2 separate regions of the Homo sapiens genome follow, and region 1 is linked to region 2. The links are chromatin contacts, found by Hi-C or POLR2A ChIA-PET in ENCODE. All regions are on one chromosome and are shown on one strand. The core of a region is the stretch at or near the end of the contact, and the rest is flanking DNA. Distances in the headings are between cores, read along the strand shown. Region 1 has its middle 52 kb from the start of IFNG-AS1. Region 2 overlaps LINC01479 (long intergenic non-protein coding RNA 1479).

Region 1 (5,574 bases), core at 503-3,002, 99 kb before region 2:
TTCTCCTGCCTCAGCCTCCCAAGTAGCTGGGATTACAGATGCCTGCCACCACACTTGGCTAATTTTTGTATTTTTGGTAGAGACGGGGTTTCACCATGTTGGCCAGGCTGGTCTCGAGCTCCTGACCTCAAGTGATCCGCCAGCCTCGGCCTCCCAAAGTGCTGGGATTACAGGCGTGAGCCACTTCGCCCAGCCTCCTGAGCTTGTTTTCCTGCAACTAGATGGTCCCATCTGGGGGTGATGGGAGACAATGACAGATCATCAAGCATTAGATTCTCACTCATCTCCTGAAGCTCATGCCTTTTATATATAAAATACCTACGGGAATTTGGTTAACAAAGGCAGCTAAAATGATGTGAGGACATGAAGTCCAATAGGCAAATATTGGATCAGAACATTATGCCAGAGATGTCCGGAGCTCTCTGGGAGGTGTTGAGAGATGAATGAAGGGTGGGGGATAGGCACTGACAACCCTTGGAGAGCCAGGTGGAGAGGTAGTGATGATTAACTTTAGTTGCTCTCCCACAAGGCTGGGAGAAATTAATGAGCAACAGAATGAATAAGCAAGTTTACTAAAGTTTAGGCAACTTCAATGACTTGAATATGCATAATGTACCACTGCTAAGACATAGTTGAGTAAAGAGGTATGCAACTAAAAATTCCCCAGGCTTCACTAGATTATGTTAGAAAATACATTAATTACAGAATATTCAAATCCTGTGGTTAATTGTCTTCATTCCTGAAACAAAGCCCAAAGTCCTTGCAAAGTTGCCTCCCCACCAGCCTTTTTGGAGCCATCAGGGCATATGCTCAGAGATAAATCTGCTCATATGGCACCTGCTACCTTCCTGGCATGCATCTCTCAGGTGTCGTCTCAGGAGATTGTCCCTCTCCTGCTGGGTGTCACAGACTTGGGGAGCCTGCAGCCAGGCACTGCCACTGAGCCTCACCACTGAGGGGTTTATGAGGCCATCCTGGCTTTAGGGGCTCCAAGTGTCACGTTGACCAAAGCAGTCCATTTTCATCTGTTTTATAAAGGGTCCTGTGTATCTCAATGGAAAAGTATTCAGCCTTCTAAAAGATGTTTGAAGACGATTTCACCAGAGCTTCCATGGAGCCAGGACCCTGCTGTATTTCAGGGAAAAGTGGGCAAGTGTTCATTTTCCAGCTTGATGCAGAACTTTGTTGCCTGGGGAGCAAAGTACCGCTGTTCAAACTCCAAGTCTTACAAAATTGCTTATTAAAATAATTCCTGACATTTTGGCTTCTACATCTTTTCTCCCTAGGTGTCAGGCCTAATCAGTGAAGTAGACTGGAATTAAACACCCCATCTTTTTCTGTCAGAGTTCTCAGTTGTCACCAATTAAAATCTAGTAGTAGCAGAAAAGGAATTTATTAAAGAATATAAGATTTCCCAGGAGGCCGGAAAGCAGGCTGGGAGGCTTCCCAGCCAGCACCAATTCTCAGAGTCACAGTAAAGAACAGACCAGGTGGGAATAACTGCTGACTCCACCAGGCACAGACTCCTGCTGGTACTAGCTCGTGGTGTGACCTTAGCCATCCCTCCCTCTAGTAACTGAATTCACCAGCTGCCATTCTCACCAGAGTGGGCTCTAGGTGGCACTTGTTTCTTTGCAATACATGCTTGTGATTAGAAAACTTGCTGAGGTGCACGTGATTGTCTGGGTCTGTGTCACAGACCAGTGTACTGGCTGCAGAGGAGGTGGGGAATTCTCCAAATATAGGAAGTGTGTTCAATTGTGTTGAGAAGCCCAGACGAGTGATAACATGTTCACTTGAACATCGCTGTCCTCGGGTTCTCTTCCTCTCCTCTATACCTACCCCCAACTACACCCACGCCAAAGCCACAGTACCTTTCCTCCTCATCCACTTAAAGCCAAATATTTCATTAGAATTGAATTATTTGAGGCCTGTCACCACCACCTCACCAAACATGCCCAGACATGACTGAACCTCAGCACTGGAAACACTTAGGCTCAAGCTGAAAGTTTCTTAAGTGCTACACATTAGAAACAACCAACCATTCCTAAACTAGTCCATGAAACCACAGGACACTAAGAAAGGATAGCCCAGATCTAGTAAAGAACACAAACATGTTTTCATGACAGTGATAATAGATCTTCGTTTACACCACCACTGATTTGAAAGGCTATACTGTTTGTTTTGTTTCTTCTTTTATTCTTTATTCAATATTCAACTTAACTATTGAGTGGACCTAAGCACTGTTAATAAAGCAGTAAACAAAGCCCTGCCCATAAAGTGTTAATATTCTAGAGGGAGACGCAGACTATGAACAAGGACTCAAATGCATACACAGTGTAAGTTCAGACAGTGATAAGTACATTAAGGAAAATAAAGGAGGGTTAAGGAATAGACGGTGATGGGACTGATGCTCATTTATATTGAGTGGTCTGGGAAGGTTCAAGCAGATTTGAATCATGGAACAGTGTAATATGAAGAGATTTGGGATCAGAGGTGCCTGAGTTGAAAACATACCCAGGAGCTAAAGTGAGAGGAAGAAGGTCAGAGTGTGGTGGAAAGAAGCCTGAAGATGAAATGAGACAGATAAATAGGGCCAAAATATGGAGGTTCTTGTGGGCCACCATTAGGAGTTTAGCTTTTATTCTAAGCATAATTGAAAGCCATTGGATAGTTCTAAGATGAGCAGTGATGATAGGCTTAGACTTACATTTTTTCAAAGTTCTCACTGGCTGCCCTATAAATAGTAGATTATGGGGTTTTAAATTGGAGATGAGGAACCTCTCAGTAGACTTTGCTGTGATCCAGGTAGAGAAACATGTTGGGTTGGACGAGGGTGGGAGCAGTGGAGATGGTGAGATCAGATCAGGTTTGGGATGTATTTTGCAGCCCAGTCTGTCAGGATTTGCTGATGCTTTGTATGTGAAAATGAGGCAGAAAGAATCCAGTATGAACTTCTAGGAAAGCACTTTGTGACCGATTGTATTTTATGGAAATGACTACAGTATTTCCTGTTAATATAGTTTTCCAGAAACTTGCTACTCCCTCATCAAGAGTTGGAGTCTGTGTCCTATCCCCTTGGAACTAAGAGGGCTTTTGTTAGACTTTTAACTATTAAAATATGGCAGAAGTGATACATGTCTTTTCTGAGTCATTAAAACGTGATCCCACTGCTGCCTGATTTCACTGGGACACTCATGCTGTAACCCAGCTACCATGCTGTGAGGAAGCCCAGGTCGCATGGAAAGGGCCAAGTGGAAAGGCACCCAGGCCCCAGCCCTCAGTATCAGCTATGCTTCCTGCCAACAGTCAAGATTTTCTTGCTAGCTTTTGAGTGAGGTTTATTGGACGTATGCTCTCAGATGCATGACTGGATCCTTCTCATTACTACACTTATTCCAGTCCTTGATTTTTGTCTACAAAGTGATTTGAACTATTAGAAAACGTCCCCAAAGCAGGCTATAAATGGCCCTGAGCTCAGTCTCCATTTTGTATGATTCACAGTGCCCTTCTCCCCGTTTTTCCATCAGACAGGACATCTTTCTCTGAACCTGTCGTCCACTCTGTTCTTATTCCTCTGCTGCCCTCTAGGGGCCATTAGCCACATTGCCCCATTTAGATCCTTTATGCTTGGGGGAAAAAAAAAAAGTTACCATTGATTGACTGGAAGGAACTATTCTAAACACTTCATATATACTTACTCCTTTATTCTTGACAATCCTATAAGGCAGATACTACTATTAGCCTCCTTTTAAAGATGAGACAACAGAGATTAAAAAATTAAGTAATTTGTCTAGGCAAGGTCCTACAATGACAAAGCTGGAATTTGAACCAAGGCAGTCTTGTTCTAGAGTTTATATCTGCATTATCCTCCTTCTCCTTTGGTAGGACAAAGTAGATCTATTGGGCATGCATATGAGACTTGTTTACATCTATACCTTGTAAAAATAAATTTGCTTTTAAACTTAGGTATTTATCTTTTGCCTTGATGACGGCAGCAGGTGCCTAAATGGCCTCCCCAGGCATGAACAGATTCCCCACCAGTTCTGCTCTCCATGCGGTAACCAGAGTGACCTTTTTAAAAAATTGTGAATGAATAAACTAAAGAATACTTTCTCTCATCACCTCTTCTCTATACAGAAAAAAATATAACCAGTCTTACCAAAAAGTTAGATTAGTCAGCTAAGCAAACAGGGTTCGAATATTCTAGCACCCTGAAACCACAGTCTAAAATGGTCTTCTGATGTGTGGTTATAACACTTAATATACAGTGTTTGTCTCTTAGTAACTTTAGGTTTATCTTATTCAGCATCACATTATTTATCCTGTAAGGAAGTAAGCATATCTTCTCTGTTTCATAAGAAGATACCTTACTGTACAAAATGGTACTGTGGCCTAAAGTCACCCAATAAATATGGTGCAGGTTTGGAGTTGTTACTTAGAGTAGAATGCAACTCCTAAAATCTAAATATTTTTCAAAACCTGGATGAGATGTGCAGTGGAACCCTGTAAACACAATCTTTTTTTTGAGACGGAGTCTCGCTCTTTCGCCCAGGCCGGAGTGCAGTGGCGCTATCTCGGCTCACTGCAAGCTCCGCCTCCCGGGTTCACGCCATTCTCCTGCCTTAGCCTCCGGAGTAGCTGGGACTACAGGCGCCCGCCACCGCGCCCGGCTAATTTTTTATGTTTTTAGTTGATACGGGGTTTCACTGTGTTAGCCAGGATGGTCTCGATCTCCTGACCTCGTGATCTGCCCGCCTCGGCCTTCCAAAGTGCTGGGATTACAGGCAGGAGCCACCGCGCCCAGACAACACAATCTTAAACAGAAGCTTTATATGTAAACCACATAAAAGCTGCGCAAGTTGAATAGGAGGCAATAAATGAGGGAGGTGTGTGCTTGGGCCTCTAGAAAGACATAGGAAGCATATTTGAGAAATCTCTAGGGCTTGGCTTCAAAAACATTATTGTAAAGCATGTGTGCATCTAAGGTAACGGCGCTATAACTTGTAATAAAGATGGGAAGGAGAGAAGCTGCCAATCCCAAACTGATGGTCAATATTTGTGGATTCCAACATTCCCAGTTCCTTTATTTATTTCTGGACTATCTAGTTTTCTATGGCTCATCAAATAAAAATCAATATGCCCATATTTACACAAAGCCACCTTCATGCCCTCTTCCAGGAGGAACCAGAGAACTTGAGACTTCCCAGCTACAATTTCCAACCTTGCTCTTCTGGGTTTTCCATTCCATGTTGAGCACTCAGAGATTTTACTAGGTTTAAGCTTTCTTGCCTGGTGGGTGGGAGTAGGGAGGGGGGTGGAAATGAGGTGACCATTTATTGAGTATTTGCTCTGAGGCAGTGGTGGTGGGGTCGGGGGTTCCTTCCTGCTTATCAGAGCTGTGCACCTGCTCACTTGCCAGATGATATGCAAAAAAGAATCCAAAGAAGCAGCAAGAAAGCCAATACGTTTTCTTAGATCAAAATGACATATCCCAAAGCTCCTCTCTTTCCGATTATTTTTGATGAGAGCAAAATTATTATACTCAACTCCAGTGTGAATCTACATCACAGG
Region 2 (5,668 bases), core at 2,943-5,442:
GCTATGGTGCAATATGATGTTGATATGGCAGGGTTTCGGACCCATTTGTTGAAAATACAAGTAACAGAGGGTCTTCCAAAAATAAGGACCTTTTACACAGATATTATTTAAGGACACCATAGAATAGTTCTCTTCTCCCCAAAATATCTCCCACACCCACCTGAAACCTCACCGTCATGTTTCATGGGTTTTTTTGGGGGGAGATCCTGGCTAAACACCAAGAATGTTCACTGTCATTCTCTGCCTTTCTTAGCCCTTCTCAGCCATAGAGGCTGAATCCTTCACTTTAACCTGACTCAGCCCTATCCCATCCTTCTGGACTACGTTAGTAGGATAGGGAAACCAGTAGATGCCACACTTCAACAGGTGGAAGTTAGTATTAGTTTTGCTGCCATAAGCTTTTGGTATTTTGGTGTCTTGGAACCACTTTGGCTCACCTCATGTCTTAGTCTTCTTGTGCCACTGTAAGAGAATACCAGAAATTGGATAATTTATAAATAGTAGGCATTTATTTCTCACAGTTCTGGAGGCTGGACAGTCTAAAATAGAGGCACTGGCAAGCTTGTTGTCTGTTGAAGGCCTAGTCTCTGCTTCTAAGATGGCACCTTGAACAGTGAGTCTTTACGTGTTGGAAAGTGGAAGGCAAAACAGAAGAGATAGCTCCCTCAAATCTTTCTTAATAAAGCCCTCAATCCCATTCATGAGGGCTCTATTTTCATGACTAATCCACCCCCCGACCTTTTCATATAAGCACATTGATGATTAAGTTTTACCATATGAATTTTGGGGGATAAATTCAAATGACGGCACCAAGGTACCCACTAAATCAGCTTTCTACCAGCCCCTGTGTACTTGGTGTCTATGTGAACTGGACTCTCCTACTGACTGTCTATTGCAGTTCCTTGAATTCCAAGTTGGCTTGATGATGTGTGGGGAAGGTGGTGCTGGTTCCCTGTCTACTCCTTGCCCCTTCCTCTGTGTCTCAAACCTTGGGTTTCATCGTCCCAGTTCACTGTGGTGACACAACTTCACATAGCTATGTCCTTTGAAACCGTGACCCAAGGAATAGTATGACCTTGAAGACCGCTTATATTTGAATTGCCTCCAATTCTGCATCCCAGCTGCTGGATTGGATTCTCCTGCATATAGATACTGATGCTGGTTTGCATGGAGCCTGAGCTTGCAACAGTGGAGATTAGAATTCTGGTTGCTGCTCCTTTGGGGGCAAGTCCTCATGTCATAACTATACAGCCTTAGTGTCCCCTTTCTCCTGATCCACGTGGGGCTTAGATCAAGCTGATCCATCCGGCACATTGAATATTTAAGAACATGGATGCTACAGTTAGACAGTCCTGGATTCAAATTTCTGCTCTACCAATTATCGACTGTGACATTCTGCAGTCCCTTAACCTCTAAATGCTCATCTCTTTCTCTGGAAAAATGAGGTTTCCATAGCACCTCCTTCATTTCTAGTTTATGGATTTTTACTAAGATAAATGCAGGAAAAACGCCTGGGATATTATGGTGTGCAGTAAGTACTGAAGAAATGGAAGCTTAAACAAAAGTATAAAGTACGAATAACATTTCAGATACTCAAAGCCATTTCCAGACTAAAGTGAGCTGCAGAGAAAGAAATAGCCTAAAGTGTGCTTTTATCATTAATAATGTTTTGACCGTTTGTTACCCTGATGTTTTTTGGCCACCTGATAAAGCCCTGTGAGGATGGTATGTGGGAGGATTATGGCCTATAGAAATGGAATAATCTTCTTGTATTCTTGCTATTTTCATCCTGTCTACAATTCATGAGCCATTTATTCAACTTTCATTTGTTCATCCAAAAATATTTTGCACAATGTACCGCACTGCACCACAGTAGGCACCTGGGCTCAGTGAGGTGAGATGGGATTTACAGGTTATGTTAAGAAGCTGGATTTTTGGCCGGGCGCGGTGGCTCACGCCTGTAATCCCAGCACTTTGGGAGGCCGAGGCAGGTGGATCACGAGGTCTGGAGTTTGAGACCATCCTGGCCAACATGGTGAAACCCCATCTCTACTAAAAATACAAAAAATGAGCTGGGTGTGATGGCACATGCCCGTAGTCCCAGCTACTCAGGAGGCTGAGGCAGGAGAATTGCTTGAACCCAGGAGGTGGAGGTTGCAGTAAGCCCAGATCGCGCCACTGCACTCCAGCCTAGTGACAGAGCGAGACTCCGTCTCACAAAAAAAAAAAAAAAGCTAGATTTTTTTTTCTGCAGGTAATGTGGAGGCATCAAAGAAACTCGATTATGGAAAGATCTTTATATTGCATATCTGCATGTTGATAAGACCACTCTGGGGACAATGTGGATAATGGGCTTGTAGGGGAAGTGACCAGTGACAGGCAGACAACTAGATCTCATGTGAGAGCGTATGTTGTGCTAGTTTATGTCTTTGAGGCTTTGTGCTACCCAGAATGCCCTTCCCATGCTCCTTCCTCAGCCCCTCCTCCTCCAGGAAGCCTTCCCACACTCGTTCACAAACTGTAAATCCAGTGGCATTACTCTGTGCTCCCAGAACTCTGTGCTTACCCCCATCTTAGCACTTACTAAAACATACCAAAATGAAGTAAAGTCTTCCTTGTATTTTCCACCAGATTTTAAGTAGTTTGAGGCCAGGACATACATCTTCTTCATTGTATCCCCAAAGCCCACTTCAGTGCACAGTGCATACTAGATGCTCAGTTAACATTTAATTAACAATTAAATAGGCTGGGCTAGTAGTCAAAGACTACACAGCGTGACTCCACCCATGAAAGTCATAGTTTAACAGAAGAAAAACAGACATGACAATATATTATTACAATGCAATGGGATGGTAGAAATCTATATAAATGTCTGTACAAATACAATAAAACATAATGGCTAACTGGGTAGGGGAGAAAAATAGGGAGAATGATGGTCCAGTGCCATGTCTGCACCCTGGAGCAGTGGAGCCCACTGGGACCTCTGGCCTCAGAATCAGGGCTAGTCTGTATAACATCATCTGTGGATTCCAACTCCAAGGAGCAAGTCACTCCTTATGTTTCAGTTAGTTTCAGTGGACCCGGAGCCTGCAAGGGTCTCAACTTGTAGGGTGTGAACCCCACTGTTGGCAAAGGGGCTGGACCACAGCAGGGAAAGACCGCTGCTTAATTGGCTGTGCCAGCGTCATGTTTACAGTTGAGGGCTCACTTGTCTGCATTCTTAAAAATCTGTTTTAGAATTCAGTCCTTTAGCATTGTTCATGTTCTCTGTATTTTCTCAAAAATGTATAACAGCACTTTCTTTTGTGATTCCCTCTGAACCCTTGGTTGGAATTTGCCTAGAATCAGCACCTTCAACTCATTTAAAATTGTCACGTGACTCACATTGTCTTCTAGTATTTTTGTTATATTTTGATTTTTAATTTAACGTGTTAATTACTATGTTTATTTTGCTTTGTTACTTTGGTTGATTTTTTTTTTGACAGCACGTACTGCAGATAGCAAATCATCAGCTTATTTTTAGAGCAATGCCAACTCAGTAATGACTCCATCCGAATAGATCCATTTAGTGGGAAAAACAAATTGATATAAAAAGATGCATAGACAGGGATGAAAGAACAGGAATTGCAAAGTGAGAAAGGCATTTTATAATTTATGACAATGAGAACTATCTTTTGTTTAAAAACATTTAAATTTGGATCTATCTTGGATTTCAAAATCATCAAAACATGTTTATTCTGCCCTTTCAAATACAAGTGGAAAAGAGAGAAACAAAATATGAATTGAGCCTTTGTTTGGACTGCCCCTGGTTCTCATTCCTTCTCTGCTTCAAGGTGGTCTTACCTTTCTTTCCATTTCTTGATATGAACACAGCCAAATAAATACATAAAAATAGAAGCCTTCATTGCTGATCTTGTCTCTTCTGTGATTCCAACCTATTCCCTCAATCACCTCCTTCCCTCTCTCCCTTGTTCTTCTCTTTCTCACTTCCTCTCTCTAATTAGTTGTTTTTCAGGCCAAACTGGGCATGGGTTTGCTTTAGTATCATTGGGATGAAATGGGTTGAAAAGAGAACTTGGAATAATGAGGGCTGTCTTGGGCTAAAGCATGACAATAACAGAGGCACACACTCCACTGTATTAAAATAGCACTTGGTTCCGATCTCGGTCACTAGGTGTCGCTAAGTAATCTAATTAAATACCTGGTTTATGACCAACAAATTTGAGTAGACATTGAGCTGAGTGAGGCAGAAATAAAAATTAAGGACATGTGGCCTACATAAAATCCCGTTATCCACAACAGCTATTTTAGAACAGCAGGATTAGTACCTGGAATATGAATTGGAAAGTTCATGAATTAAAAAGAACCTACGAAAGTGCTTAGCCTTTATTGGGGAAAATGAATAAATCCTTTCTATTTTATGTGCCCTTCCTTTTCTTCCTCTCCTATTAAATTGGACATCCTGCTGCCTGCATTTTCATGAGCATAACTGGATTTTATGTGGTCTAAATGTACTGGCTGGGCTGTTTGCATCTAATCCTTCCTCAGTTCATATATTTTCTTGTTAAACTTTTTTTAGAGCCTGTTTTAACCTGAACTACCTGAAAAGCAAGCTGGATGAACATAATGCCTATTCTTAGTGGAATATCTTTGAGTGAACTCCTACTCCTATGCATCCTTCAAGGCAGATCAAATGTTTTCTAGTCTGTCAAACGTGACCGCAGGCAGTTCTTTTTGCCTTGTTCCCAGAACACAGCTGCATCTTCTTCCATGTGCCATTTTTTTTGCCTTACATGGTAATTAATGGTTCATGTATCTGTCTTCGCCACATACTGTGAGCTCCCTAAGGACAGGGACAAGTTGAGGAAAGTGACTGCTCAACATTTGCTACTGTTGCTACTTATAGCTCTTCTAGTGGTGTAGCCTATAGTAAATTCAGCACACAATTACCAGTTTCCCTAAGCATTTCAGTAGAATCTTCTCATGTCATTTCAGCAGGAGTTAAACTGGTTGTGTGTGTTTTGTGGTTTATAATATTGTGTGCTTAGAAAGCAAAATTAAGGGCTCACTAAATTGATGTGGAAAGAGATTTTATGTTGTGTGTGTGTATGTGTTTGGATGGGGTCTTCAAATGTTTGTTAAAGGAGTTGTTTATTCATCCATTGCCAATCCTTTTAAAAACAGTTACACAGCAGAGAAGGGGGATTGTATTTAGAGGAGACGCTAAATCAACACCTAAATTAAGGGTAAGCTTTTAGGCAAATTACTGTGTTTTTCTTTCCTGAGAGAAATAACTGGAGATTAGGAAACATCTTTTCTTAAAGAGTTTAATGTACTTCCAAATTCAAACAAATATTTAAAATGTTACAGTAATTTCATCTAAATCTTCTGTGTGTGTCCATAATTTTCTAAAATAAGTGGTAAATCACTTTAGGAAACCTATAACAGAGTGAAAATCAGCACACATTATTCGGGTTTACTGTGTGCGTGATGCTTTGTTGAAGGAGGGAGGAGATAGAAACATGTCTGTCCCGCAAGAAGTTCACAATTGGTGTGGCCACGGATAAAACATGTAAATACAATTTGCTACTAGCCAGGAACCAAAAAGAAGACTTGAGTTCCACAAAGGACGATGAGATTTACAAGGAGTTTTCCCAGAGGCATGACG

What was found. A loop is a pair of places that touch in the nucleus more often than their neighbours do. ChIA-PET counts read pairs that join two places held with the same protein, here RNA polymerase II (POLR2A). Pooled maps may share reads with other maps.
Region 1: a loop to region 2 is called in a map of B cell, with 11 times the contacts of the local background. The contact joins two enhancer-like sites. A Hi-C loop is called at or near these places in 1 of 168 maps with a recorded cell type or tissue (B cell), 1 of 37 single-sample maps with no recorded cell type and 5 of 50 pooled maps. POLR2A ChIA-PET finds 5 or more read pairs at or near these places in 1 of 52 experiments (activated B cell).

Annotation. Positions count from the first base shown.
Region 1 is chr12:68,038,654-68,044,227 of GRCh38, reverse strand. No RefSeq gene overlaps it. Among named protein-coding and RNA genes, the nearest start is that of IFNG-AS1, 52 kb to the right of the region's middle. RefSeq lists an enhancer at 1,772-2,021. Within about 2 kb of position 1,752, at least 4 of the 41 ENCODE cell types and tissues checked have a DNase peak (open chromatin) inside an H3K27ac peak, as active enhancers do.
Region 2 is chr12:67,942,000-67,947,667 of GRCh38, reverse strand. The region is part of intron 2 of LINC01479 (long intergenic non-protein coding RNA 1479); the gene reads right to left. Among named protein-coding and RNA genes, the nearest start is that of LINC01479, 16 kb to the right of the region's middle. Within about 2 kb of position 4,192, at least 2 of the 41 ENCODE cell types and tissues checked have a DNase peak (open chromatin) inside an H3K27ac peak, as active enhancers do.